Regions from separate parts of the Mus musculus genome. Here region 1 is linked to region 2. The links are chromatin loops, found by intact Hi-C in ENCODE. Cell type or tissue: left cerebral cortex. All regions are shown on one strand. Each heading gives the region's core, and the rest is flanking DNA. Links, peaks and the distances in the headings are about the cores only.

The links. Hi-C counts contacts between places; a loop is a spot of excess contacts. Peaks named below come from ENCODE experiments on the same cell type or tissue, not always from the same donor. Only the 100,000 strongest peaks of a DNase experiment are listed, where the experiment ranks them.
Region 1: it touches region 2 in a loop (2.6-fold over the local background); 3 of 42 quality-filtered maps call a loop at or near these places.

The regions. Positions count from the first base shown.
Region 1 is chr16:11,973,897-11,989,051 of GRCm38, reverse strand. Gm32278 (predicted gene, 32278) reads left to right here and starts at 5,307. Exons shown (of 2, transcript NR_155455.1): 1 at 5,307-5,494; 2 at 9,671-10,387. It overlaps Shisa9 (shisa family member 9), which reads right to left and starts at 4,939. Exons shown (of 5, transcript NM_028277.2): 1 at 3,909-4,939. The coding sequence starts at 4,471. In left cerebral cortex, for the core only: a CTCF peak has its summit at 8,096; a DNase peak (open chromatin) is centred at 8,097.
Region 2 is chr16:12,580,267-12,595,421 of GRCm38, reverse strand. Gm45919 (a long non-coding RNA gene) reads left to right here. Exons shown (of 6, transcript XR_875919.2): 4 at 12,527-12,742. Among named protein-coding and RNA genes, the nearest start is that of Gm45919, 96 kb to the left of the region's middle. In left cerebral cortex, for the core only: a CTCF peak has its summit at 6,349 (motif pointing right); a DNase peak (open chromatin) is centred at 6,372.

The DNA.
Region 1 (15,155 bases), core at 6,488-10,487, 610 kb after region 2:
GGGTGGAGGTCAAGGATGCTGCCAGACCTGCTACAATGTGCAAGGCAGCTCCTACCATGGGGGTTACTATCCACCCTGAGTGTAAGCAGCACTAGGGTGACCCACCCTTATTCAGGCAAAGACCGCTCTGCAGGCCACTGTATTCCTTTCAGGCGTTTTACATGTTTCAGTTTTTTCCTAGTAAAAATTTTGGTGGCACATACCTATAATCTATCCCCTGGGAACCTGGGTTGAGCAAATCATGAGATGGAGACCAGCCCAGGCCATGTGATCAGACTATATCACAAAATGACTCACAGAAAACTTAAGACACACAAATGTTAACACTTTGCAAGCGAGAGGGAATCTATCTACCCATGGGCTTTCAGGGCCACAGTCAGCCCTCCCTGCAGGCACTCCTTCCACTAAACAATGGAAGCCACAGTGCCCGTGGCTGCCGTGATGATGCTGGAGAGAGAGAGCTGCTTTCACAGTCTTCCTTCTCTTCCCTCCTTCTCCCCTTCTGAGGGGCTCTTGACCCTGTGGGGGTCAAAGATCAGTGTCTGAACACCCTGTGTGGTTGCTCTCCACCACCCATTTGGGGACAGGGTATTTCCCTGAACCTGGAGCCCAGCCACTAACTAGGCTTTCAAAGGCCCCTGGGATTCCCCTGTCTCCACCTCTAACACTGGAGTTACAGACACTCACCACAGTGCTTGGCTTTTTATGTGGGTGCTGAGATTTGAACCCAGGTCCTCATCCTTGCCCCGCAGGCACTCTTTCCCACTAGGCCACCTCCCTAGTCCTTACATGATGGCATGGGTTCTCCCCACCCCTCCTGGTGGCTGTCCTCCTCAGCCCAGAGTCAACCAGGCCATATTGCAAGGACTCCAAATGTCCATTCTGACGTGCTGGGGGCCTCCATTAGAAAACACAAGTTTCCCAGTCACTGCCTGACACCTGTGTGACCTTGGCAAGGTGCTTCCCAGGCAAAATGAGAACAAACCCCACATCTGTATCCCTGAACTCCTGGTAACCACTAAGAGGCTGTGGCTGGCAGGTGAACTGCTGCTGGAATGTGCCTCACCTTAGAGCAGCCCCTTTGCCTCCAAGCTTGGTGCACTGGTCCCCACTGGAGGATCACTTAGCACCATCAAGCAAAAGCTAATGAGTCAGTTGCCATACTGGGCTCCAAAGGATTCAGTCCTTAAGCAGCATAGGATGCAACCAGAGGGGCCTGGGGACAGCCCAGGTGCCACAGAAGCGTTATACAAGTGGAGAGAACTAGCTCCCGACTGCAACAAGAGTCACACTGTCCTCTGCTCTTCTCTTGAGTTAACTCTGCACTTCCTCCCTTCCAGTGTTTCTCCTGGATCTCACAGTCACTGAAAAAGAGTGCTAAAGAAGAGGTCTGAGGCCCACTCTAAATATACTATTTATTAATCGCCATAGAAAGAGCTGAAAAGTCTGTACCCTGGGAAGCTCCCCAGATCCTGAGGCTGGGCCTCAAATACAAGTGGGTTGGATCCAGAATTACCATCAATGTCACAATTTTCTTCTAACTGCGTGACTTTAAGCAAAGCCCCTTCGCCTGTGCCATGATTTTCTCCCATGAAAATAGGGAATTAAAATAGCAGCCATGTCATAGGCTAGCTGGGAGAGCTGAGTTTATACACACACACACACACACACACACACACACACACACACACACGCACGCACCCACAAGCACACAGGCACACACACCGCACAGTGCCTGGCACCTAGCCCTGTGCCCAGCAGGTGTTCGCTCTGGTCTCTTCACAGAGTTTGAATGAACATGAGAATCACCTGGAGAGCTTTGCCAGCCCTGGTGCTTGGCTCCCACCCCACATTCTAATTTAAAGTCAAAGGGGGTGGGGCCCCTGGCAACAGGGACTTGCAGTACAGGTGGTCTCAAACAGCAGCATGCTTGCTTGAAAAGCATATCTAAGAAGCTGCCTGTGACATAATCCAGTCTTCTCCCTTGCCAAGGCCAGGCACTTCCACTGAATTTTAAAATTCATGAATGTTTATAGGAGGAACCTAGTTAAGTACCTAGCTCTGGGTACTCCTGGATGTGGCCTCCAAACAGACTTTACTTAGAATCTGCAGAAAAAACTGGAGTTGATGCCTCTAAAAAGAGCTGCCTGCGAGGAGGGGTTGAGACAGGAAACTGAGTTCCCACTGAGCCTCTGAGTATCAATGGAGAGCGAGGTTGACCTGCGCACCCAATCCACGGGAACTTGAAGCTGTAGCCTCACCCACAAACCTGCCAGGAGTAGCTCCTCTTCCCACCAAATCCCAAAAAGGGAAACTCTAGAACTTAGCAAAAAGGCATGGGGGAGATTTCAGCCCAAGTTAGGGTGACAGCAAGACAGCTTTCCTGTCTGAGTACTGGCTCCCTGCATGGCAACATGCATCCAGGGCAGACCTGCATCCATTTCTCACTCTCACCCTAAGGACAACAGAAGATGTCCCTGGATAGAGCTCTCCTAAAGTGAACCCCCTGGGAAGCTGGAGGTAGAGCACCTGGGAGTAGCAGGAGGTAGGCTGGGTCAGCACCTTTTCTTGGTTCCAGTTTCCTGGGTGCCCTGGGAGCTTATTTTTGTGCCCCAAGAAAACACCATCTACCACTAACCCAAACTGAGCAGAACTTCCCCACCTTCCCTCCAGATCCCTTATCTCTGGGAAAAGGAAAAACTCATTGGATACTCTTTCTCATCATATACACAGAAAATGATTACCAGTGGGGTGGTAATGTTCCTTTGCCTATTTTTGCTAGGTCTCTTTGTTCAGATTTTTAGGCATGTACACAGATAGCATGCACACACGCACTTGTGAGCTAGCACGCATACACACACACACACACACACACACCCTACGTGGGGGAGGAGGGTGTTGGAGAGTGAAGAGAACACTGTGACTTCAATGCCCAGACTTAAAATCAGTTGGACTTTGGCTCCAGCCATCCTGCTGTCATCTGGCCCACAGTTCTCCTTGCATCCCTCTCACTCAGACCTCATGCTAACCCAGCATCTCTCCCCTGGCTCCTGGCTTACTCTGCATCCTTCACCTCCAAAGTTATTGAGTTCTGGGAATCATTTTAGACACTTGGGGGAGGGGTTAAACAAAAAGGCAAATAGCTCCCTTAATCCCCAAATGCTTTCTCCCATCTGCTGCGACTTTGCCAGTGATAGGACTTGCATAATGAATAAAGGGAAAGGCAAAGTTGATGAATCAAGGTGCTTGAAGGGTGGAGGGGGCCCGTGGAGTCATCTCCAGGCCAGGCAAGGTGTGCAGCGTTGTGATGGCTGCAGCACAGAGAGGAATAGATGGTGAGGGAGAAATGGAATGGGGAAAGAAGAGGTTCTAATCAAGGACCCTCAAAGCTCTGGGGAAGCGCCAGCACTAGGAGGCTTTGGTTCTGGTGCACTCTCCCTAACCTTTGCTTCATTTTCGCTAGTGTACAAGTTGCAGGAGGTACTCACTCTTTCCCTCCGTTCCTCCCTCCCTCCAACACACAAGCACACGGATCATACACGCCCCCCCCCCCACTTCCTTTCAGGTTCGCCTGCCTCTGTTTACCTCCATAAATGGATCCTCTCCCCAAAACGCAAGAGTTTAAAGACCCGGCTATGTGTCTCAAGACCCACCATCATATCTGGTGAGAGGGAACAGGAGGTGGGCGAGGGGAAAAGAGACTTTCCCCTTCCACACTCGGCCTTCACTCCCACCTGTGCTGAGCCCAATGCCTTGCTTGGCTCAATGCTACAAGGGAAAGTTGTCGTCCTGGATGACATTCCCCAATCGGAGACCTTGGGGTGGAGGGAAGCACGGCTGGGGAATGTTGGAGATGGATGGGAAAGGAAAGTGGACCCAAAGAGGGGGGCGAAGGGGAGGCAGCCCACCTGGACATGTGTTCCCTTTGGGGCCGGTGCGCTTTCTCCAGCCCCAGCTTGGTGAAGATGCCCACCAGCACCATGACAGCCACCACCCCGCAGATGATGTAGACGATAAGGTTGGTCTTGTCCTTGGTGGGGTCGTGCAAGGGGTCATCCTTACGCGCTGGGGGCTTGCCCGTGTTAAGCCAGAGTGGCGTGTCGTAGTTGGTACAGGTGCTCTGGTTCAGTCGCCGCTTCTTAAACGTGCAGCAGAACCGGAAGCCACAAGTCCCGCAGCAGAAGATGAAGTCGCCCGAGCTGCAGTTGAACGGCGGGTCCCACTGGCCCATGACATCGAAGTAGCCCCGACAGGAGTCTGGCGTGGGCGCTCGAGTCGGCGGTGCGTCCGAGCCCCCGACGCCCTCGCCGGCCTCTCCGGAGGCGGCTCCGGAGCGGTTGCCCCCTGTGAGCAGCAGTACGCCGCCCAGTTGCGCTAGCTGCCCGTGCCCAGATCGCTCCTGCGCCCGGCACATGCGGGCACACAGCTCGGTGAGGAAGCAGCCGAGAAGCAGCCGAAGGACTCGGCGCATCGTGTCTCCCAACCCGGGCTGGAGCGCTCGGCCGCCGCTGGAGCCGCTACCGCCGCCTCTGGACGCGCGGCCGAAGCTGCCGAGGCTGCTGGCGGGGGCTGCGGGCCGCCGCTGGCCGCACATGCAGGGAGGCGGCGCGGGGCGCTCGGTGGTCGGCGGCCACTGCGCTCGGCTCAGACTGCGTTCGCCTCCAGCGCGACGCGCGCCGAGGAAGGGGGCCGGCCGGGGAGGAGCGCGCCGGGGCCGGGCGGGGACGGAGCAGGAGCGGGGGCCAGCGCGGGGTGCAGGTCCTGCTGGCCACCGGGGGAGGCGGGGGTGGAAAACAGGAGAGAGTCGCTGTGTCCGTAACTCCCTTCCACCCGCCACCCGGGACTCGGCTCCCCACGTCCGCTCGCTCGCAGGATGCTCTTCACCTCTCTAGCACGCCAAGTGCGCTGGAGAGAGAGAGAGAAGCGACACTTGTGGAATGAAGGGAGGGCCAGAGGGAAGGGGGAAGGGGAGGAGGGCGGATAGAGGAGGGGTGGTGGTGAGCGCTAGCTCGAAAGGGGCGGGGGCGCGTAAAGAGGTGACTCGGGCGGGCGGGGGCGAATAGGGGGCGTGCAGAGAGAGCTCGGGCAAAAGCAGCAAGCTCCACCGCTGCCAGGCTCGAAAGAACAGCTCTGATTTCTCGGCAGGTGGAAAGAACCACGGCCGGGACCTCTGGCACCCTCTCGGGGAGAAAGGTGCTCCTCACCCCAAGCAAAGACTCAGAGGTGGTTCCGCCCTCGATTTCCCCCCCTAGGGGTGCGTGCGCAGGAGCTGCGATTGCAATCTGTCGATCAGGGAAGGGGTGACTAGGAGAATCGGGACAGATTAGATGGCTTGCTCACTCCAAGACACACTAGAAGCAGTGTAGACAAGATCTCCCTCCTCCTCCCGGGCGTGCAGGAACTGCCTTGCCCTTTCCGGGGATGCGACCTCATGCCTGGCGCGAGCCTGGGATGGTTCGAGTCCCTGAACAGAGAAGAGGCTGGAACTGGGAAGGTGGGTTAGGTGTCAAACCCCTTGGGCTGTGGTAAGCACCCCAGAACAGGGGCTTGGGAACTCATATTAAAAGCTGGGTGGTCTGGCGAGGCGGTCAGCGGACAAAGCGAAGGCAATGGCTCACCCTGGAAGGGCTCTCCTAAGAACTCCCCTAGCCCTTAGGACCTGCCGCTTTCTGTCCCTCTTCGCCCCCGCAGCGAACGCTGAGCTCCACAGGAGGGCACACAGCGGCGCCGCCTCTGCGCTGGCAGTTTTGGCGCAGCGCAAGGCCTGGGCACTCATCCTCAGCCACTCGTTTCTGCAGCCCGCGCGACAGTCTCCAGAGCAGGCTGTCCCCTGTCCCCACGGAGCCCCCCTTCCCCGACATCCTCACCGAGGTTGTTTCCTTGGCTCCCAGCATCTCTTCTCAACCTTTCCAAATTTGTTCTCTCTTCCTTTCTCCTGACTGATTCCTCCCAGCCCTCCATAAGCCCTCGACCATTTCTCCTATTTCTTCCTGCCCTCTACTTGAATTTGATTTCAATAGCCCCTAAATCAGGATTCACATCAAAGCTGCTAAGCTAAATTTATATCCCCACACGCCCTGGCGTTTTGTTTTTTAATTGTATTAACTGAGTATGCTCTTTGCAGTAGGCTGGGTGAATCACAGAGGAAGCAATGTTTTCTGTTCCCTCTCCTCTTGTTTGGTTTCAGCTGCAGGACTCTTGGGGGAAATTTTCAAAGGACCACGAAGTTGGGCCACATGTAAAATGGTCTGCTGGGATCCTCTTAATTGATAATTTATGAGAGGATTTATTAAGACTGTGTGGCAAGTTTTTTCCAAATCAAAGGGTTTGGCTAAACTCCCCCTCCCTTTGATGAAAGAAGATTTACAAATGCAGCCCAGGGCCACCTTGGTAAACCACACCAGGTCTTAGAGCCAAGACTGACTGCAGTAGAATGTACTCCAACCCATCCCCCACTGTGAAAAGGAAAGAGAACTGCCAACCAGCTTCCTCACCATAGGACCCTGCAAATAGGGTGGGAGGCATATTTGTCATACTGGCAACCCACAACTGCTACCACCTTGTCCATCCCATAAACATTGGTGTGGGAGCTGATGGCAGCTGACATTTCTCTGTGAGTTATAGCACAATCCCTAAGCTTGCTTTTATTAAAAATCAATAACTACTGAGTACCAGACAACCTGGGGTCTTGTAGAGGAATCAGTGAGCTCAGGGGCTCCCTTAATTCTCTGCTTCTTGGTTAATATTATCTTCCCAATAGCAATGAGAGAAACTGAGCCTCAAAGCAATGAGAAAGCTACCCAGGGAGTTTGTGGAGTGAAAGCTATTGACATTTTACCCAGGAACTATGCTTCCAGAGTCTGTGACTGGCCACTTCCTGTCCCTTCCTAACAGACATGCACCCCACCTTTGATTACGTGTTTCTATCTTTAATGTCTCCAAGCACTGCCATGTAAATAACATGACTAAAATGGCCTTGATAATCTGTGTTCCCAGGCACACAGACAAAAACGAATTGTGAAGTATGTTAGCTAGGTGTTTAGTTAATTAAGATTTTTAACAAGTTATGAATCATGAAATTACTTGTCATGAAAGCAAGAGGACCTGAGTTTACCCCCTCAAACCTACATGAGGAAGCAGAGTGTGGTGGCACATACTTAGAATCACATAGCTGGGGGAGAGGACACAGGCAGACCCCTGGGACACTTGGGCCAGCTGTCTTAACCTACTGAGGGGGATCTCCTGACAAAGGGATGGGGTGCTGGAGAGATGGCTGAGCAGTTAGGAGCCCTTACTGTACTTACAGAGGACTCAGCACCCAAATCAGCTGATTTACAGTTTCCTACAGCTCCAGTACTGGTACATGGCACTCTCTGGCCTGCACCGGAACCCACATGCACTTGCTTCACATAAATTCACACAAACACATAAAAAGATAAATCTTTTAAAAATTAAGTTCTTGAGGAATGACACTTGAGGTTGTCATTTGGCCTCAGCACACACAGCTACACATGTGTGTGCACACCTGCACCCATGGGAATATGCCTATCCAGAAAGAGAGAGAGAGAGGGAGAGAGACATGAAGGGGTTAGAAAGAGATCTTTAAGAAATTGTTCGATCTGGGACAAAAAAGAGGAAAGGAATGCCCAGAGCACGCAGGGTGCTTTCTAGCATCCCGTCTTCCCTGAGGTTGGGAGATACTTGGGCTTGTGGGAGGGACCTTCCAGCAGGCTTCCTAGGATCCAAGAAGTTGTGAGCTCTAGCTAGCAAGTGGTAAAGCCAAGGCCAGAATAAGCTTTCCAACTACTAATGTAGTTTTCTGCCATTTCCAACCCTGCTTCAACACCTCCTCGGTGCTCACCAGCCAGAGTCAAGGCATCCTTTACAATGAGCGACCTCATAGAAAAAAAGTAGGTTTTACACATACACACACACACACAATTTCAAGATTTGGGGGGTTTAAGAGACTTTGAAACATGATTTTTTTAAATACCCTTACACAAAAGATGAATAGGAAAGTCCACTTCTGGATCTGCCTTTGGTCTCTGCACAAGGCTCTCCGGCTTTAATTAACAGAGACTGCCCCCTGTTTGCGGGAAGAAAACTGCAGGAGCTTTGCTTCAGAAGGAAGCAGACTGAGATCCACCCTGCCTGCTTTTCCTGGAAGAATCCTAAGCCTCCTCCTGTTCCCCAGGAGCTTTCCCCTGATTCAGTTCCCTTACTATCTGCAGTGGCTCTGCCTGTGCCTGCTAGGATTGCTCCAGCCCATGTGCCAAGCCTTTGAGAAATATTTAGGAAAATCATCTTTGTTCTTTTCACTCTTTGGAGGGATAAAAATGCCCATTTTCATATCAAGTTATTGTATAGCCACTACCCCCTGATAGGTTCAGGACACAGGACCAAAAGTATATTTCTTTTAAGGCTTCTTTCTATGTTGGGGGTAGGGGCAGGTTCTAAAGTTGCTCACTGAAACAGCTGGCAAGTCCATAGACGAGGAAAAATCATATTGGATCTCTTCCCCAAACCCCTACAGAAACAAATTCACTTGAACACACCCAGGGAAAATTGTGGCCCTTTATGAAAGCTTTTTTTTCTGTGAAAGAGATGAGGATGCTATAGAATTACAGCTCAGGCCTTTTTTAATATCTAAAGAAGAACCTCCTTTACTCTGGCCTCAATTTTTCAGGCTGCGGTACCTACCACAACAAGCATGCGATCGTACTAGCTAACAATTAAGGAAGGGTCTGGGCTGCCTGGGACTACCTTGAAACCAGTGTTTATAAGCCATGCAACAAATTAAATTATGGGCACAGTGGCCCTTCCCCGAATGAGTTGTTTGTTCATCTTCTTCATCAGATGGCTTTTAAGGTTTCAAAGAGGTTTCCAAGCAACTGTTAGCCTTGAGGGGGGAAAAGGAAGCGATGACACAGAGGCAAATGGTAGCAAGCCTTGCCTGCTCCAGAAACACATATTTGATGGATTTTGTCCTCTGTGTCTGCAGAGATAAAGAAGCTTCAAAGAGCTGAAGTAGGTCAATAGCATGGCTCCCCGCACTGACGATGGGGCCCCTCCACAGGTATCTCACTTATCAATGGTGTCTTACTTGTTTCCATAAGCATCTTTTTAAAAAGCACATCCTCCAGATGAATCCATAGGTAGAAGTGTTAAAGTGTAGTTGGTTCTTTTAAATTCACTAACGTAAAGTCAATTTAAGGAAAATAAACACAGAGTGGTGTTTACAGCAAGGAAAAGAAAGTGTACTGTCCAGCACCGAGACCTGAAGCTGGAGAAGGGTACCTCTATGCCAGGCTTGTCTACACTTAGTGCCACACCTGTGTCCTGAGGGCGCCCGGGGCACTGTGGAACATTTGGCAGTATATTTTACCCTCACCCACCAGACACCATACCACCATGCCTTCACCTCCTTGTAACAACTAAAATTTTCATGGATATTGCCAAATGTCAACTGGGGGTCAAAATTAAAACCAATTAAATACCATGATTGCGGTGTTAGGCTTATGTTTAAATCCCAGCACTTTCTGGCTGGAAGTCTTTCAAAGTTTGAAGTGATTTGTGTGGGGGCCAGTGAGCAAAGGTTTCAGTGTTAGCTCTGGCTGGCTCTAAGCTCTTGCCTTCAAGTTAAGTTTCTCAACCTTTGGTTTTCTCCCAGACAGATAATGATGCCGCTCTGACCCAGGTGTGGTGGTACGTGACTGCAACCCCCCACTCAGCAGGCTGAAGCAGGATCACGAGTGCAGCCTGAACTGTACAGCAAGACCCTACTTTAAAAAAAGAAAACAAACAAACAAACTGTGATATCTCTCTCCAAGAATGTCCAGATCCTAGATCTACACTTTGTATAGCGCTAGGCACTGTGAGTGGAGACTCTCATGTATTTAAAGAGGGCTCTTTACCATGGAGGAGCTGCAAGATATCTCAGCTACATAGAGCTCAAGGAGGCCTTTCCCCTCCAGCAGCACACAGGCTCTAGAGTGGAGGCATGCAATACAGAGCCAGGGCCAGCTTCCTGAGGTGGACCTCTGTGCTCAAAGGGAGCCCACACTTAGCTTGAGGCCCTGCAGATACCTTCTGAAATTTGAAGAGATGGTGGGGGGAGGCAGGGATTCACTGTGTAGTTCAAGTTGGCTTTGGGCTTATGTTCCTCCTGCCTCAACCTCCCAGGGCAGGGATTGCATAGTGCACGTACACACCCAGCTTCGGAGCAATTCTTTGTCAAAATGCCCAACACTTTGCTTGGGGCACAGTAGCATAGCCGAACCCAGGCAGAAATGAGGGTCAGGCTTATATAGGTCCATAGAAAAACAGTATGTGGGAGAGGATTAGCAAGATCCAGAATCTGAATAAAAAATAGACGTGATGAACCCCATTACTTTTTCTGCTAGTTTTTAGAGACTTTTTTTTTTTTTTTATAAAACGGGTATCCCTGGGCTGGTGACATCGGAGTGGCCATCAGTGACTGCATGACAGCATTCTCAGGGGCACAGCAAGACCAGCTGCAGTTAACACAAGCTCAAAGCACAGTGCTGATGTGTGTGTGTGTGGGGGGGGGGTGTCCATGGCTCCCTTAAAAGACGGAGCTAAGTCTGACAGGATGTGCCAGAGAGTAACTGCTTTGGGTTGCTGTACACTGCACTCATGCTGTGGTTCACTGCCTGTGGAAAGTAGCATAAATTAACAAGTATTGTGTTTAACAGAGTTTATATAAATGTATGGTTGTTTTCTAAGTTCTTTTTAATGTCTTTTTGGGCACATCCATAGGTGGGCAAGTGTGAACAGCCATATATATGAGGAGGCCAGAGGGTATCATCTTCAAGTACTGCTCTCTCTCTCTCTCTCTCTCTCTCTCTCTCTCTCTCTCTCTCTCTCTCTGTGTGTGTGTGTGTGTGTGTGTGTCTGTGTGTGTGTGTGTGTGTGTCTGTGTGTGTGTGTCTGTGTGTGTGTGTCTGTGTGTGTGTCTGTGTGTGTGTGTGTCTGTGTGTGTGTGTGTGTGTGTGTGTGTAGAGGTAGATAAGGGGTCTTGGATGCCACAGTGCTTTAACTTCTCCCAGGCCACCAAATTCATCTAATTCTCTGTAAACATTTATCAAGACTTCAGTTCCACGTACCTCCCCTTTCTTTCAATCCTGCCCTCTCCTATCCACTTCCCTCCCTTGCTCTCCTCTTCTCCATCCTCTACTTTCTCCTCCCCACCCCTTCCCTTCCTTCACGCCTTTGCTGAATGCTTACTTAGCACCCAGAGCTGTGCTAGGGATTGGAGATGAACTCGTGGTAAGATACAGCCATATGTGTTCGTCAACCTAAGTCATGTGTCACAGTAGGCACCTCCAAACTCTCGGTGGCTTAACACAACAAATGGTGACTACACCGTCCTAAAGCCACTTCCAGCTACACAGAAGAAGGCAAGAGCATGAAGAGTCAAGCGAGACACTTTGCTTTCCACTCTGGAAGTGGAAGGCATCCTTCTCATCATATTCCATTATCTAAACTCAGTCACGGGACACAAATCTGAGAACAAAGGAGCCTGGGAAATGTAGTATTCTTGTACACCCTGAGAAAGAAAGAGTGCTGAATATATAGTCAGTCCTGGGCCAGAAGAGACAACTGTGCTATATGAAGCAGATGCTGTATGTTAGCTTTCTCATCAGTGAGAGAAGATGCCTCACATTAACAAATTAAGGGCTGGAAAGATGACTCGGTGAGTAAACCCTGTGAGCTAGAGAATCTGAGTTCAGATTCCCACATAGAAACTGGGCATGAAGATGTGTGCCTGCATTTCCAGTGTTGGACAGACAGAGATGGAAAGACTCCTTGGGCTTGCTGCTCAGTCAGCCTAGCACAGTCAGTGAGCTTCAGGGTCTCCAGAACTAAGATGCGGAGTAATTAAGGAGGACACTTAATGTCAACTCCAAGTGCATGTGTGCACAAACACGAATAAACTCAACGAGAAGAGATTTATTTTGCTCACTATTTCAGAAATGTCATGATTATTTGCTCCAGGCCCTTGAGTAGAGCATCACTGTAGCAGGATCATGTGACAGAAGATCTTTCATGAAGCAGAGGATGAGATGGCAACTTTCAAAGTCCTGCCTCCCAGTGGTCCACTTCCTCCAGCTAAATTTCACTTCCTAGAGTTTCTAGAACCACTCCCAACAGTCCTACCAGTTGTAGACAGAATATTCAACTCATGTGGGAGACTCACCATATTCAACCCATAGCTCTGTGGTAGGAGAAACAGGGTATTCTATTAGAAACATGGCAGGGGTACATTTAGTATGACTGGGATGTGGAAAAGCAGAGTAGTGGTGAATACTAGCTCCCTGATAGACATCCAGGTTCTAATCCCTGAAGCCTTTTATCCAGCAAAGAGACTTTCTGGATGTAATGCTAATGCTCCTGAAGTGGGAAAATTAGGCTGACTTAGCCAATGGGCTTCAAGTGTCATCGTAATGTTCCTATAGAAGAGTCAGAGGGAGGCCTGGCTGCAGAATAGAACGAAGGATATGATATCAGAGCAGGGCCTGGACTGATGTTCTTTGAAAAGAGAATAAAACTGGGAGATAGCCTGGTTTAGTGGCAATCTCTTGTAATCCCAGAACTGTGGAAGTGGAGATAGGCATCGCTGGCCAGTCAGCAGATTCTAATTGGTGAGCTCCAAGCTACATAAGAGACTCTCTCAAACACACACACACACACACACACACGCACACGCGTGCACACACACACACACACACATGCACACCACACCTCAAGCCATAAAACAAACGACAACAACAACAACAACAAAAGTGTGTGATGCTTCCTTAAGCTTGCACTGTGAATTTAGATCAAGGTCATGTGACAAAGCAAATATCTATCATCTACTAGCTGTCCATCAGTGAGTTTGTAAACTGCACACACCAAAACAATCACAACAAGAAAAACGTAAAGACTTGTCCAGGCAACAACAAAGTAAGAGAATAATATCCTTCTGTTTCAGTGGTGGGCAGGTATTACAGGAACACTTTCTCTGGGTTACAACAAACAAATGTCTTTAAACAAAAGCATCAACAAATCCAAGTACGTCACGGGATGCCAGTGAGTTTATAGGCTCATTTAAAGAGCATAGGTGAATGTTGCAAGAGTATATGTAACCTGAGAGCAGCTGCACCAAAAAGCCTCACCCAGCATGGATGAGTTCTCATAAATGCATAGATGGTGTCCTCCCATGGGCTATATACCCAATTCTCCAAGACCATGAGATCACGTGCAGTTATGGTAGAATTACATGCAACCGGCCAAGATATGAAGAATGGAGCAGCTGGAATTGAAAATGAAGATCCAGTAACCTTCCCCAACTCCATTGTTTGGTTTGGTTTGGTTTGGTTTGGTTTGGTTTGGTTTGGTTTGGTTTTTTGAGAGATAGTCATCAGACCTGGGATCTCTCCAAAGTCATCATAGCTATTCTGATGAAGATAATGGCTGTGATGGTTAGTGCTCAACAATAACATATGATCCAAGCTGGAACAACATGGTATTACCCAGGGACCTTTTCTCTTAAGAGAGAGGGGGCAGGGTCCTATCTCTGAGGATAGCTAGCATGAAGACTGAGTAAAAATACAGCTGTTTGCAGGTGTCGTCTTGCTGGAGAGCCCATAGATGAATGCTGCTTGGAGCTAGGAGAGTTGGGACATTAAGGAGATATAAAAAATTGTTTTGTTTCTGTTTTTGAGACAGGATCTTCACAGTAGCATCGGCCATCCTAGAAATCATACTATAGCCCAGACTGGCCTTTAAACTGCAGCAATCAACATGCCTCAGCCCCATGAGAACAGGAATTATAAATATGACCCAGAGACAGACTCCCTGAGTCTAGCCAGCACTAGATTTGACCATGTATTTGGAGTTTTATGAACGAATACATCAAGCCACTCTTTGTTCCCTTAGAACAAGTTGGTTTCATAGAAAGAAGCAGTACTCATTAGCACACCCACTTCATACAATCACCCTACTTGGAAAACATTGAATCAAGTCCAGTATTTAATAGATCGTAGAATGTGTAGAACTCAAGCAAAAAAAATTAAAGAGAATGCATTGCCCAAAGATTCTGAGACAGCTATCTAAGGAGAAGTATAATTAGGATAATTTCATTCTTCTTTTAGGTATAAACTTGTGTGTGAGTGTGTGTATGTGTGTATGAGTGTGTGAGAATGTTTGTGTGAGCATGTGTGAGTATGTAAGCATGTATATGTGATTGTGTGGGGTTATAAGTGTATATATGAATGTATGTGTATATTTATGTGTGAGTATGTGTGTAAGTATGTGTGTGTGAGTATTTATGTGTGAGTATGTATGTGAGTATGTGTGTGTGAGTATTTATGTGTGAGTATGCATGTATGTGTGTGTATTTATGTGTGAGTATGTGTATGAGTGTATGTGTATGTATGTGTGTGTGAATGAGTATGTGTGTGAGTGTGTGTGTGTGTGTGTAAGAGAGAGAGAGAGAGAGAGAGAGAGAGAGAGAGAGAGAGAGAGAGAGAGAGATCCTGTTGCAAGCAGAAGAGAGGAAAAATGTTTTCCAAGTATGTGCCAAGCAGACAAGAAAACATTGTGGCCACTAGATCCAAAATCTATGTCCTTAAGACGTCCTATCAAAGATTTTACTGACATCCACATGTGGAAACAAGGGTGGGCTGATCCCATGGGTCAGCAGGAAAATGACTCTCATTAATCAGGTCAGGATGAAGTGGTATGCATGTTGATTCTGCTCCTAAGGGGGAACACATGACTGTTTACCTGAAAGGCTACCTTCCTCCTTTTTATTCCTCCCCCAAAATGCACAGCAGTAAGTCTACTCCCCAGAGATGCTTTTGCATTGAAGCAAGCCAGAAAGCCCAGGCCATCCCTGGATTGTCCTGGATGGAGAGTTTCCTGCCTTGATGAAACCAAAGGATCAGGACAGGATGGGAGGCTGGATCCACTTGGCTTCGCTAGGGTTAATCTTCCCCACACTATGTTGGCCTGGTAATGCAACCTGGCTTGTCACCACTTCCCAGACAACAAAAAAGGTTAACATTAGAAAGAGGCTCAGAAGAACGCGTCTGCTAACCCTCTGGGGAGACAATAGGTTAGTGTAACATCTACTGAGCAGATGCACT
Region 2 (15,155 bases), core at 4,216-8,215:
ACCCAAAGCGAGGCAACGCTGGAGATAGAAACCCTAGGAAAGAGATCTGGAACCATAGATGCGAGCATCAGCAACAGAATACAAGAAATGGAAGAGAGAATCTCAGGTGCAGAAGATTCCATAGAGAACATCGACACAACAGTCAAAGAAAATACAAAATGCAAAAGGATCCTAACTCAAAACATCCAGGTAATCCAGGACACAATGAGAAGACCAAACCTACGGATAATAGGAATTGATGAGAATGAAGATTTTCAACTTAAAGGGCCAGCTAATATCTTCAACAAAATAATAGAAGAAAACTTCCCAAACATAAAAAAAGAGATGCCCATGATCATACAAGAAGCATACAGAACTCCAAATAGACTGGACCAGAAAAGAAATTCCTCCCGACACATAATAATCAGAACAACAAATGCACTAAATAAAGATAGAATATTAAAAGCAGTAAGGGAGAAAGGTCAAGTAACATATAAAGGAAGGCCTATCAGAATTACACCAGACTTTTCACCAGAGACTATGAAAGCCAGAAGAGCCTGGACAGATGTTATACAGACACTAAGAGAACACAAATGCCAGCCCAGGCTACTATACCCGGCCAAACTCTCAATTACCATAGATGGAGAAACCAAAGTATTCCACGACAAAACCAAGTTCACACAATATCTTTCCACGAATCCAGCCCTTCAAAGGATAATAACAGAAAAGAAGCAATACAAGGACGGAAATCACGCCCTAGAACAACCAAGAAAGTAATCATTCAACAAACCAAAAAGAAGACAGCCACAAGAACAGAATGCCAACTCTAACAACAAAAATAAAAGGGAGCAACAATTACTTTTCCTTAATATCTCTTAATATCAATGGACTCAATTCCCCAATAAAAAGACATAGACTAACAGACTGGCTACACAAACAGGACCCAACATTCTGCTGCTTACAGGAAACCCATCTCAGGGAAAAAGACAGACACTACCTCAGAGTGAAAGGCTGGAAAACAATTTTCCAAGCAAATGGACTGAAGAAACAAGCTGGAGTAGCCATTTTATTATCGGATAAAATCCACTTCCAACCCAAAGTTATCAAAAAAGACAAGGAGGGACACTTCATACTCATCAAAGGTAAAATCCTCCAAGAGGAACTCTCAATTCTGAATATCTACGCACCAAATGCAAGGGCAGCCACATTCATTAGAGACACTTTAGTAAAGCTCAAAGCATACATTGCACCTCACACAATAATAGTGGGAGACTTCAACACACCACTTTCTTCAAAGGACAGATCGTGGAAACAGAAACTAAACAGGGACACAGTGAAACTAACAGAAGTTATGAAACAAATGGACCTGACAGATATCTACAGAACATTTTATCCTAAAACAAAAGGATATACCTTCTTCTCAGCACCTCACGGGACCTTCTCCAAAATTGACCATATAATTGGTCACAAAACAGGCCTCAATAGATACAAAAATATTGAAATTGTCCCATGTATCCTATCAGACCACCATGGCCTAAGACTGATCTTCAATAACAACATAAATAATGGAAAGCCAACATTCACGTGGAAACTGAATAACACTCTTCTCAATGATACCTTGGTCAAGGAAGGAATAAAGAAAGAAATTAAAGACTTTTTAGAGTTTAATGAAAATGAAGCCACAACGTACCCAAACCTTTGGGACACAATGAAAGCATTTCTAAGAGGGAAACTCATAGCGCTGAGTGCCTCCAAGAAGAAACGGGAGACAGCACATACTAGCAGCTTGACAACACATCTAAAAGCCCTAGAAAAAAAGGAAGCAAATTCACCCAAGAGGAGTAGACGGCAGGAAATAATCAAACTCAGGGGTGAAATCAACCAAGTGGAAACAAGAAGAACTAGTCAAAGAATTAACCAAACGAGGAGTTGGTTCTTTGAGAAAATCAACAAGATAGATAAACCCTTAGCTAGACTCACTAAAGGGCACAGGGACAAAATCCTAATTAACAAAATCAGAAATGAAAAGGGAGACATAACAACAGATCCTGAAGAAATCCAAAACACCATCAGATCCTTCTACAAAAGGCTATACTCAACAAAACTGGAAAACCTGGACGAAATGGACAAATTTCTGGACAGATACCAGGTACCAAAGTTGAATCAGGATCAAGTTGACCATCTAAACAGTCCCATATCACCTAAAGAAATAGAAGCAGTTATTAATAGTCTCCCAACCAAAAAAAGCCCAGGACCAGATGGGTTTAGTGCAGAGTTCTATCAGACCTTCAAAGAAGATCTAATTCCAATTCTGCACAAACTATTTCACAAAATAGAAGTAGAAGGTACTCTACCCAACTCATTTTATGAAGCCACTATTACTCTGATACCTAAACCACAGAAAGATCCAACAAAGATAGAGAACTTCAGACCAATTTCTCTTATGAATATCGATGCAAAAATCCTCAATAAAATTCTCGCTAACCGAATCCAAGAACACATTAAAGCAATCATCCATCCTGACCAAGTAGGTTTTATTCCAGGGATGCAGGGATGGTTTAATATACGAAAATCCATCAATGTAATCCATTATATAAACAAACTCAAAGACAAAAACCACATGATCATCTCGTTAGATGCAGAAAAAGCATTTGACAAGATCCAACACCCATTCATGATAAAAGTTTTGGAAAGATCAGGAATTCAAGGCCCATACCTAAACATGATAAAAGCAATCTACAGCAAACCAGTAGCCAACATCAAAGTAAATGGAGAGAAGCAGGAAGCAATCCCACTAAAATCAGGGACTAGACAAGGCTGCCCACTTTCTCCCTACCTTTTCAACATAGTACTTGAAGTATTAGCCAGAGCAATTCGACAACAAAAGGAGATCAAGGGGATACAAATTGGAAAAGAGGAAGTCAAAATATCACTTTTTGCAGATGATATGATAGTATATATAAGTGACCCTAAAAATTCTACCAGAGAACTCCTAAACCTGATAAACAGCTTCGGTGAAGTAGCTGGATATAAAATAAACTCAAACAAGTCAATGGCCTTTCTCTATACAAAGAATAAACAGGCTGAGAAAGAAATTAGGGAAACAACACCCTTCTCAATAGTCACAAATAATATAAAATATCTTGGCGTAACTCTAACTAAGGAGGTGAAAGATCTGTATGATAAAAACTTCAAATCTCTGAAGAAAGAAATTAAAGAAGATCTCAGAAGATGGAAAGATCTCCCATGCTCATGGATTGGCAGGATCAACATTGTAAAAATGGCTATCTTGCCAAAAGCAATCTACAGATTCAATGCAATCCCCATCAAAATTCCAACTCAATTCTTCAACGAATTGGAAGGAGCAATTTGCAAATTTGTCTGGAATAACAAAAAACCTAGGATAGCAAAAAGTCTTCTCAAGGATAAAAGAACTTCTGGCGGAATCACCATGCCAGACCTAAAGCTGTACTACAGAGCAATTGTGATAAAAACTGCATGGTACTGGTATAGAGACAGACAAGTAGACCAATGGAATAGAATTGAAGATCCAGAAATGAACCCACACACCTATGGTCACTTGATCTTCGACAAGGGAGCTAAAACCATCCAATGGAAGAAAGACAGCATTTTCAACAATTGGTGCTGGCACAACTGGTTGTTATCATGTAGAAGAATGCGAATCGATCCATACTTATCTCCTTGTACTAAGGTCAAATCTAAGTGGATCAAGGAACTTCACATAAAACCAGAGACACTGAAACTTATAGAAGAGAAAGTGGGGAAAAGCCTTGAAGATATGGGCACAGGGGAAAAATTCCTGAACAGAACAGCAATGTCTTGTGCTGTAAGATCGAGAATCGACAAATGGGACCTAATGAAACTCCAAAGTTTCTGCAAGGCAAAAGACACCGTCAATAAGACAAAAAGACCACCAACAGATTGGGAAAGGATCTTTACCTATCCTAAATCAGATAGGGGACTAATATCCAACATATATAAAGAACTCAAGAAGGTGGACTTCAGAAAATCAAATAACCCCATTAAAAAATGGGGCTCAGAACTGAACAAAGAATTCTCACCTGAGGAATACCGAATGGCAGAGAAGCACTTGAAAAAATGTTCAACATCCTTAATCATCAGGGAAATGCAAATCAAAACAACCCTGAGATTCCACCTCACACCAGTCAGAATGGCTAAGATCAAAAATTCAGGTGACAGCAGATGCTGGCGAGGATGTGGAGAAAGAGGAACACTCCTCCATTGTTGGTGGGAGTGCAGGCTTGTACAACCACTCTGGAAATCAGTCTGGCGGTTCCTCAGAAAACTGGACATAGTACTACCGGAGGATCCAGCAATACCTCTCCTGGGCATATATCCAGAAGATGCCCCAACAGGTAAGAAGGACACATGCTCCACTATGTTCATAGCAGCCTTATTTATAATAGCCAGAAGCTGGAAAGAACCTAGATGCCCCTCAACAGAGGAATGGATACAGAAAATGTGGTACATCTACACAATGGAGTACTACTCAGCTATTAAAAAGAATGAATTTATGAAATTCCTAGCCAAATGGATGGACCTGGAGGGCATCATCCTGAGTGAGGTAACACATTGACAAAGAAACTCACACAATATGTATTCACTGATAAGTGGATATTAGCCCCAAACCTAGGATACCCAAGATATAAGATATAATTTGCTAAACACATGAAACTCAAGGAGAATGAAGACTGAAGTGTGGACACTATGCCCCTCCTTAGATTTGGGAACAAAACACCCATGGAAGGAGTTACAGAGACAAAGTTTGGAGCTGAGATGAAAGGATGGACCATGTAGAGACTGCCATAGCCAGGGATCCACCCCATAATCAGCATCCAAACGCTGACACCATTGCATACACTAGCAAGATTTTATTGAAAGGACGCAGATGTAGCTGTCTCTTGTGAGACTATGCCGGGGCCCAGCAAACACAGAAGTGGATGCTCACAGTCAGCTAATGGATGGATCATAGGGCTCCCAATGGAGGAGCTAGAGAAAGTAGCCAAGGAGCTAAAGGGATCTGCAACCCTATAGGTGGAACAACATTATGAGCTAACCAGTACCCCGGAGCTCTTGACTCTAGCTGCATATATATCAAAAGATGGCCTAGTCGGCCATCACTGGAAAGAGAGGCCCATTGGACTTGCAAACTTTATATGCCCCAGTACAGGGGAATACCAGGGCCAAAAAGGGGGAGTGGGTGGGCAGGGGAGTGGGGGTGGGTGGATATGGGGGACTTTTGGTATAGCATTGGAAATGTAAATGAGTTAAATACCTAATAAAAAATGGAAAAAAAAACCCAAATGGGCTAAATTAGGAGAATATGAACAAGGCATGGGTAGAAAATAAATGGGAAAAGCTGGCCTGGCCGGGAGGTTCAGTGGGCACAAAGAACTTGCCTCACAAGCCTGATGACCTAGAGTACCAGCAACCTATAGTGAGATGTAGGACAGAGAAAGGAGGCTGGAACCCTGTGGCCCAGTTATTCTGCAGTGTGCAGAGAGACAGAGACAATAAGAGTCCTTGCAACAACAGGGGGGAAGGTGAGAACCCATTCAAGAGATCTCCTTTAATCTCCACAAAGTTAGTAGCATGTGCAATCCCACACTCACACACACATGCATCACACACACACATGAGAGCTGAATGCATTTCTGTCATAGAAGTAGTACAATGAACCAAAAACATAGGCAGAATTCAGGATGCTATAAGGAAGACTTACACACGCTTAGGGCGAGGAGTGTAGGTCTAGCAGCTCCAATATGGGAGCTTCATGATAGGTTATAAAGGAAGACATTCTTTCTTCTGTCCATCGCCAGTGATGGAGATCAATGCTTAATGCCATATACCACACTTCAAATTTCCCATGGCTCTTGCAAGCTAGGTAAAACATGGGTATCGGCACAAGACTGCCTTTGAATCCCAGTTCCATTCCGTAATGTGTGATTTTTGAGCTGATTTCTTTCTGTGCAAAGAAGTAGAAATAGTAGCACTATTAAGAGGGATCCATGGTTTTTATAGCAGCATGTACCAAGTACTCCCTACATTTTGTCTAGCACTTTTTTCTTTATTTCTTTTAATCAACTTTATTTAATACTTGAAAGAGCTGGGGTTGTGAAGGCAAACACCAATGTCTTACTTGGCCAGTGCTGTTGGTTCCTCCTCCTCTGCTTGTATCACCCCAACTCATCACCTCCTTAGGGGTTCACATGAAAACAGCTTCTGTTGCACTTCCTCACACCAGCATACCCTCATTGTGAAACAGGATAGTGATTCAGGAAAGGGCAATCTTTGTGACCATGTGTGGATGGTCAGATATGTCCTGTAGGGGGAGCCATCTGCTTTTTCTCTCATCTTACAGGCAACCCATACAAAAGGACTTCCTTGTCCCCTGCAAAAAAATCACAGGGGTGTGGACAGCTCCTTGCCTTTCACTGCTTGAACAAGAGGAGTTGTTTATTTGACATACCTATAAATGAAGGGTCTAGATCAAACCAGACTGCTGTTCTTTACCAGAAAGAAATGATGAGCTGTGGATAGTGACTCACACACTGCTTAGACTGAAGTGAGCTATGGTTTATCCTGCCCTTTGATGGACAACTATCACCCTTCCCTAGTATGTGCTGCTACCAACTGACATAAGCAGAGTTCACTAAACGCAGTGGTGCAGCAATGGCTATTTACTGGGCTTCTCTTGGTTAGGTCTACCCAGTGTTAGGAACTCAGTTCTGCATATTCCAATTGAAGTTGACTAGGAGCTGGCTGGTCTAGAATAACACGACTGGGACAACTGAGATTTTCTCTGCATGTCCCTCATTCTCCAACTGGTCAGACCAAGCTTTTTCCAGGATCTTAGATTCAGGGACCCACTGTACTTCCAACCTGTGCTTACATGAAGTTCACTATCATCTGATAAAGTCAAGCCAATGAATTCGATCAGGAACAAAAATCAACCCACTTCTGCCCTTTGCCAGATGAGTTGGTATATTTACCCCAGAGCAGATTCTTCCACTGAGCCAAAACACTAGAACACAATTTAATGAGGGAAGATCTGATTTAGCCCATGATTTCAGGAATTTTAGTCTACCATGTTGAGGATAGCATTCCCTACCTACACATTACCGTAGATGGGAAAGAGCAAGACAGAGAGGGGACAAGGATAAGATACTACCAACAGCTTGCCCTACCAGTTGACCTACTTCCCCAAGTGGGTTCTACCTACCCTCTCAAAATAGTGCCACCTGATGGACCACCAGCAGCAAACACGGGAGCCTTTGCTAGGACAATTGCTATTCAAATCTTCACATTCCTGTATTGCAAAAATGAGAACAGTTTTACGTAGGGAGCCAGGAATGCTTTATCCTTGAGAGCATTCTTGAGGCAAACTTTGGAAGTTAAGCATGCATTCTTTAAAAGAAAGCAGGATAAGACACAGGATAAGACAAGACTATAGCACCTACCAAGCAAATACTCTAAAGTCCCACAGTACAAAACATAGAAGGAACCAGCAATAAAATAAGATATAAAATGCAAGATGAGAGTTATAGGATTCATCTCAAAGTCCACCTAAAGTCTGGAAAGCTTTCTGTGATGTTAAGTGGTGGGGTCAGCCTCCACGTGGAAAACAACTCTGTCCAAGGAGTAAGAAAGGAAGAAGAGTCATGCCTATGGGATCTGCAAGTCTGGGGAGTTGCTACCCAATTGTGTTCCTTCCTCTGCCAACTCTGCATTGTTTAGTAGCATTGTTCTTCTCAGGAACAAAGATAAGTCGTTCTAATTCACAAACTTGGAGATCAGTTGTTTGCATAGTTGTCACACACACACACACACACACACACACACACACACACAGAGACACAGACACAGACACAGACACATACAGACACAGACACACAGGGGGGCGGGGTCTACCATTGTCACCATCAGAAAGAATGACTGGCATAAGAAGGGAGGCCACAGCTCAAAGCTGGTCTTTTCATTTTCATCCAGAAGCATCTATAACCAGGCTGCAGAGAAGTGGCTTGCTTAATTTGTGTTATTTCATGCAATATCATTAGTAGTATTCAACTGAATCTTTATTACCCTTGTGCATGCTTTATAAGAATTGAGAGCAACAATGGGGTTTTACTTATCTTCAGGAAGCCGGTCCTTTCTTTTGATGAAAGAAAAATGGCCCCAGCCCCAGGTTGCCATAGACACTGAAAAAGGTTGTCACCAAGCTGCAGCACACCTATTTCCTGGTGACACCCAGAATTAGAGGTATTGGAGAATCAGTGGGAAAACTAACTTGATGAAACAAAAGATCCCCATAGTGCCTCCTGACATACTGCTTTGCAGAAGCAGCCTCCACATGCCCTTCGCCTTTCTCTTCCTCCCTGAAGCCATGTGAGTGGATTCAAATCCCAAGACCTTAGCCAGAAAAGTGAAAGCAGTAACTACTATGTAAAGCTCAAACTCATGCACAGAACAAAGACCTCTCTTAAATAAAGTCAGTTGGCATCTGGGGCTCCAAAATGTGGTGTGAGGTGGGGTGGTGGGGGGGTGGAGTGTGTGTGTGTGTGCATGATATGCATCGGTATACACATATTTTGCATGTGTGTGAACACCTGTGTGGGTCATTTATGACTACTTTTCCAACTTACTTTCCAAGACAGTGTGCTGGCTAGTTTTATGCCAACTTGACACAAGCTCCAGCCATCTGAGAAGAGGGAGACTCAAAAAAAAAAAAAAAAAAAAAAAAACAAAACAAAAAACAAAACAAAACAAAACAAAAAAACAAAAAACAAAACCTTCATAAGATCAGACTGTAGGCAAGCCTGTAAGAGATTGCCTTAATTAGGGATTGATGTGCAAGGGTCCAGGCCACGGTGGGTGGGGCCATTCCTGGGCTGGTAGCCTCGAGTTCTATAAGAAAGCAGTTTGAACAAGCCATGAGGAGCAAGCCAGGATGTTGCACCCTCCATGGGCTCTGTATCAGCTTCTGCCTCTAGGTTCCTGCCTTGACTTTCCTCAGTGGACTGTGTTTTGGGATATGTAAGCCAAATAAATCCTTTCTTCCCCAAATTGCTTTTGTTCATGGTGTTTTATTACAGCAGTAATAGTCCTAACTAAGCCCGGGATCGCTCAGTAAAACCTAGAACTCACTGGGTTATAGTCTTACTAGCCTACTTGCTTTGAGGATCCCTGTCTCTGCCTTCTGAGCCTGGAATCAGTCCTCATGGGGATCTGAACTGCAGTTCTCTGGCTTTCTTAGCAAGTGCCTTGACCTCTGAGCCACGCCCCTATGCCCTGACAACCTTCTTGGCATCCCTACAGGTCCCTCAAAGCTGCACGCCTGCCCATGCTTTGGAAGTTCCTCAGGCATTCTGCTACTGCTGTGCTCTCTTCCTGTGAGTTCTTCAACATGCACAACAATTTCCAACCAGGGTGCTGCTTAAATTAAAAAAAAAATCTCTACAGGCTCATATTGAAAGCTTGGTCCTCATATGGTGATGCTAATTTTGGAAGGTCCTGGAACTTTGGGAGGTGGAGCCTAGCTACAGTAAATAGGTTGCTGGAGGTGACTTTGGCCCTCTCCTTTCTTCCTGATTTTGCTTCTTGGCTGCCATGAGCCTAATAGTTTATTTCACTGCGGCTACTACATGCTTCTACTGCGACACACTGTCTCACCACAGACCCAGGGACAATGTCACTATAGTCCATGGGCTAAGAACTCTAAAACCATGAGCGAAAATAAATCTTTCCTCCTTTAAACCTGTTATCTCAAGTGTTTAACCCAGCAATGAACATTCAACATAGCGGCTTTATGTTGTCTCCCCATAGAAGTTATCTCCTTTGCTCTTTGTGTGGCTGGCTCCTTCTTTGTCTCCAAGTCCTAATTTTGATACCATGCCTGCCTGATTCATTTAAAAATAATTCATTTATCGTAATTATTCTCTGTCATATTATGTTGCCATATCATGCTGGTTCTTTTCAGATAATTGTCAGCACCAACAATCATCATTCATTTCCCATGTGCTTATTTATGGCTGTCCCCTCTGCCCCCAATCAGGGAGCAAGCTGTATAAAGGAAGCTGCCTGAGAGATGTGCATGCTCACATTTGATTGTTTGTTTTGGGAATCAGGGATCTTGGAGTTTCACCTGATTCACTTGCTAGTCAGAGTAGGCTGCTTGGTAAGTTCTGGGCAAGTCAGTGGCCTGCTTCAAAAACCAAAAAATCTGGATGGCGCTGAAGAAGGACACCTGAGACTTTTCCCTAATGTTGACAAGCAGGGGCACACACATGTGTGGGGCATACAGAGAAATTGAGTTTTCTCCATGCTGATAAAGCCTAAAGAAAAAAGTGGAGATGCTGACAGCATGTTCTTTGTGCTTTGTGGATATCTATTGCATGAATAATCAATTGATCCACCTATCGGTGCTGATGATACCTGACCCTTCAGAAATGTTCTAGTCTAATAGGACAGACAGTTATCACCATAAAGAAGGTATGCATAGAACCCAGTTCTGGTTTCCAGCACTCATACCAGACAGCCTACAACCATCTGACACCCTACCCTCTTAGCAGGCACTAAACATGCATTGCCGTATTTACATATAGGTAATTATTCATCTTCATGAAATAAAATTAAAAACATATTTTTTAAAAGACATGCTGATTGGAGCTTGGAAAGATCTATATTAAAGTGTAGCTAGACAAATTCCATGACCTCTTGGAGTCTTTTCACAGATAAAGCTAGCCCTTCACCTGTTGGCAAGTACTTATGTACTTATGCTAATTTGTTCAACATAACCCTATGAAGAAGATGCTAACCTAGCCTAAATTTTGAAGATGGAAAATAATTAAAAGAAAATTAAGCCCTTGAGGATACTCTGAAACTTAAACAGCCAAATATGAGCTTTGAGTGAGGACTATGTTTGAACAGCTATGTAGAAAACAGATAAAGTGGCTTTTTTTGTTGTTTTGTTTTGCTTTTTATAAAGGTAATGTTGGTGCCATATAGGTTGGAGCAATTTAACAGGGGTGCTGAGAACCATATGGAAACAGTACTCCTCACAAATATTACAGCAAAAAGCAAGGAGGGAGCTCTGTATGAATGAGCGGAGTGGGCTGACCAACATCAAGACAAAATAGACATTGGACAAGATGGTAGTACCACCCAGTGAATCTCTGTGTTGACAATTACAGGACAGATGGCTTCCATCACTCCAGAACTGAGAACACTTCTCTGATTCCATCCCCCAAAGATTACATTTTTAAAACATATTTGTTTAGTTTATGAAAGGAGTAAATGTAGCTATAGAAAGTGTAGACAAAAAGACAAATATTAGAAGGAAGAGATTAAGCCCTGAGAAACCTACAAGTCCAGAAGTATACATGCACACAGGTTCACTCTTCAATGCCTTCAGTTTACATTTTCAATTGTTCTCTTAAGATCATACTATAAACTCAATTTTATATTCTATATTTTAAATGCATCATTGGGACATACATTATGTCCTAGCATACACTCTTTGGAAGGTTCATATTACATGCCTTCAAAATATTTCACTTTTTTTCTTTTTTCTTCTTTTTCTTCTCCTTCTCCTCCTCTTCTTCCTCCTCCTCCTCCTTCTTCTTTGTTATTTCATGAGCATCTTTTTTGCATAAAGTTCTGACTGATTTCAGATTTAATTAGAAGAGGTATGCAAGTCTGTGTTAAACTGATGTGTGTTCTATAAATCTATGGTAGTTACCTTTAGGCTATCATTATGCTGTCCAGTCAACTGTATCCACAAAAGCCCAGTACACCAGACATACCAGCAGCACTGGGGTCTACTTCATCTTAAACTTCTTCAAACCCGGGATTGGAGATATAGCTCAGCTAGTGAAGGGCATACCCTGCACTTCACTGTAAGGATCCCAGCTAGATACCCAATGCCCATTAATAAATTTTGAATGTGGTAGAATGTGTTTATAATCCCAGCTCTGGAGCAGTACAGACAGGGCATCCCTGGAGTTCACTGGTCATCAGCCTAGTCTAATCAGAAAGTTCCAAGCAAAGTGAAAGGCTCTGTCTCTATAAACAAGGTAAAGGGTGTCTAAGGAACAGCAGCCAGAGGCAGCCAGAGAGTGTCTAGAACCTCTGGCCTAGACATGCTTGCTAACATACATGCAAATACATCTGTGTGCATAGGTGCATGAGCACACACACACACACACACACACACACACAGAGCAGATGTGTAGCTTGGTCTTCTTGAGGGTCCCCCAACAACTGGATCAGGGCTGTCCCTGAATCTGTTGCCTGCTTGCTTGTCCACGGATCCCATTCCCCTAACTGAGCGTCCTAGTCTGGCCTCAGTGTGGGAAGGGTCTCCTAGTCCTGCAGTGACTTGATGTGCCAGGGGGTGGGGGTGGGGGTGGCTGATATTGGTATGTAAAGTGAATAAATAAATAAATTTTTAAAAAGAAAAAAATTGATTCCACCCAAGGAACAATGCTGTTTTATTTGTCTCTTCCAGTTCTGTAATGCTTACAGATTTTGAAGAGGTGACCTCAGAAATCACTTTGGTTCAACATCTGGAACCGTGAATGAGCAGTAACTACAGAGGACAGAAAAGTGTCTGTGGCCTGCCTTGGAGCTGGGTCACAGATGGTCTCCCCTTACATAAACCCTTCATAAGAGGATGCTCTGCTTTCTAGTTCGATCACAGACTAGGAAATGAAGAAGTTGACAGGTAAGTCTGTGACTTGGGCAGCATCAGAAGGTGCCTTTGTGATGACCAGGATGGCATGAGAGATGATAATTACATTACTGGGCACAGATGGAGACATAACGACCACGGTCAACCTAACATTTAGGTCAGACTCTGCTAAGGTCTTTGAAGGCCGTGTCTCTCCTCCTTTCAAATCCAACTACAAGAGTTGACAGACACACAGTAAATTTGATTGCAAATGTATCTGTCATTTTTAAAGGAGATATTATTGGGTGATGTGATAGTTAATATAATGAAAATCACATTTCTGTGTCAGTCTCTCAATATCTTAAAAGAAAGGGAGAGAGAGAGGGAGAGGAAGAGAGGGAGAGAATATTCAGGGAGGTTGAGACAAGCTCTCTTAAGGTCCACATTAACAATGCTACTTTATTTTGTTTTAATCTCTGTTAGAGTCCAAAGCAAGTATACTGTCATCCCTTTATTACCTTACATATACTACCTCTGTGAGACAAGAAAGAACTAGTGGAAGGGAATATGGGGAGGGGGAGGGAAGTGGAGGGAAAGGAACGAGGGCTAAGGCACACAAGCCATGCCACTGGCAGATGTGTACTCCCTGCCTTGAGACTCTTGAGGTCTTGGCTGGTTCACATTTATTCCATGACTTCCCACTTGGAACTCAGCTTGGTTTCTCTGCAGGTTGGACTAGGACTAAAGTGACAAATGTCTGTGTCCCTGTATCTCAGACAACCCAGGTTTACACCTCTGTCCAGCCCTCATGGTGGATTTAGGTATTCTTTCTTTCTCTACCTGGTCTTGTTATGAGACCAGAAATGGGAACAATGGGAACAAGTGGTCTTTCTATATATCTCTCATGCATTTCTCTAAATTCTTAGCACACTGGGACGCTGTAGTCATGTAGGAGACAAGTCCCTAAACACACTGAACTCAGGCTACCCTTCTCTGGCCTTTCTTCCCAGACACACTCGAAGCATCTATTCACCCTAAGTCACATGATCTCTTTAGTGCATTCTTTCTTTCTCTTTTTGGAGACAGGCTCTTCATGTACACAAACTGGCCTTGAGCTTGCTGTGTAGTCCAAGATGACTTTGAACTTCTGCTCCTCCCATTTCCTCCACCTAAATGCTTGAATTACAAGTATGCACTAGTTTATGTAGTACTAGGACCTGAACCCAGGGCTTCACATACTCTAGACAAGCACTTTAGCAAATAAACTATAACCCAACTTGTTTATTGAAATATTTTTATTGGATATTTTATTTATTCACATTTCAAATGTTATCCCCTTTCCCGGTCCCTCCCACCATCCAGAAAACTCCTATCCCTTATCCCCTCCCCTGCTTCTATGAGGGTGTTCCCTGACCCACTCCCACCTCCCTGCCCTGGCATTCCCCTACACTGGGGCATTGATCCTTCATAGGACCAAGGGCCTCTCCTCCCATATGCAGCTGGAACCATGGGTCCCTCTATGTGTACTCTTTGGTTGGTGGTTTAGTCTCTGGGAGCTCTGGGGGTTCTGGTTTGTTGATATTGTTGTTCTTCCTATGGGGTTGCAAACCCCTTCAGCTTCTTCAGTCCTTTCTTTAACTCCTCCATTGGGGCCCCCATCTACCTCTGTATTTGTCAGTGAATTTTTGGGAATCAATAAGGGTCATATCAGCTTTGATCAGAAATGTCAAATGCCCTCTGTAAACAGTGATGTGTTTATAAAAAGATCAAGAGAAAGGATATGTTCTATGGAACTGCAGTCAGGAAGGGAGGAAGGGGATTTCTCAGTGGGCCCATGCGAAGGCATCTCTTCCCCATGAGGGAGCAGCCACGTGATGGTATATTATAGAATAGAATTTATTCAGGACATGGGAAAGGGAGTTAAGAGGGTAGTAGTTAAGAGAGCAGAGAAAGGCAGAAAGAGAGAGTAAAGAAGTAGAGGCCAGCCATGAACATGTGGAGAGATGGGGAAGGGAGAGGGAAGGGTGAGGGGACAGAGAGCAAGAAGGAAAGAGCCCAAGAAAGCAAGAGAACAAGAGAGGGAGGAGGGGGCAAGCAGCCTATGGGTCAGGCCTACCTGGCTGTTGCCAGGTAACTGTGGGGCAAAGCATACCTAGCTGTTGCCAGGTAACTGTGGGGTAGAGTGTAGACAGAATGCTAACAAACAGGGACAGGAGGAAGACACACAAAACAAAGTGCAGATGGATTTGATTCTCTCTCTCTCTCTCTCTCTCCCTCCCTCCTTCCTCCCTGCCTCCCTTTCTCCCTCTCTTTTTTGCTCTCTCCCCATTAGTTGCTTTGCTCATGTGTGTTTTCTATTTATTCTTCTAACCCCTAGCTCAGAATTCCACTCTCCAGATTGCTTGTTTATATCACTTTATCAATAAAGCCATCCCAACTTCTGCTGGCCTCATTTATTTGCTTCATT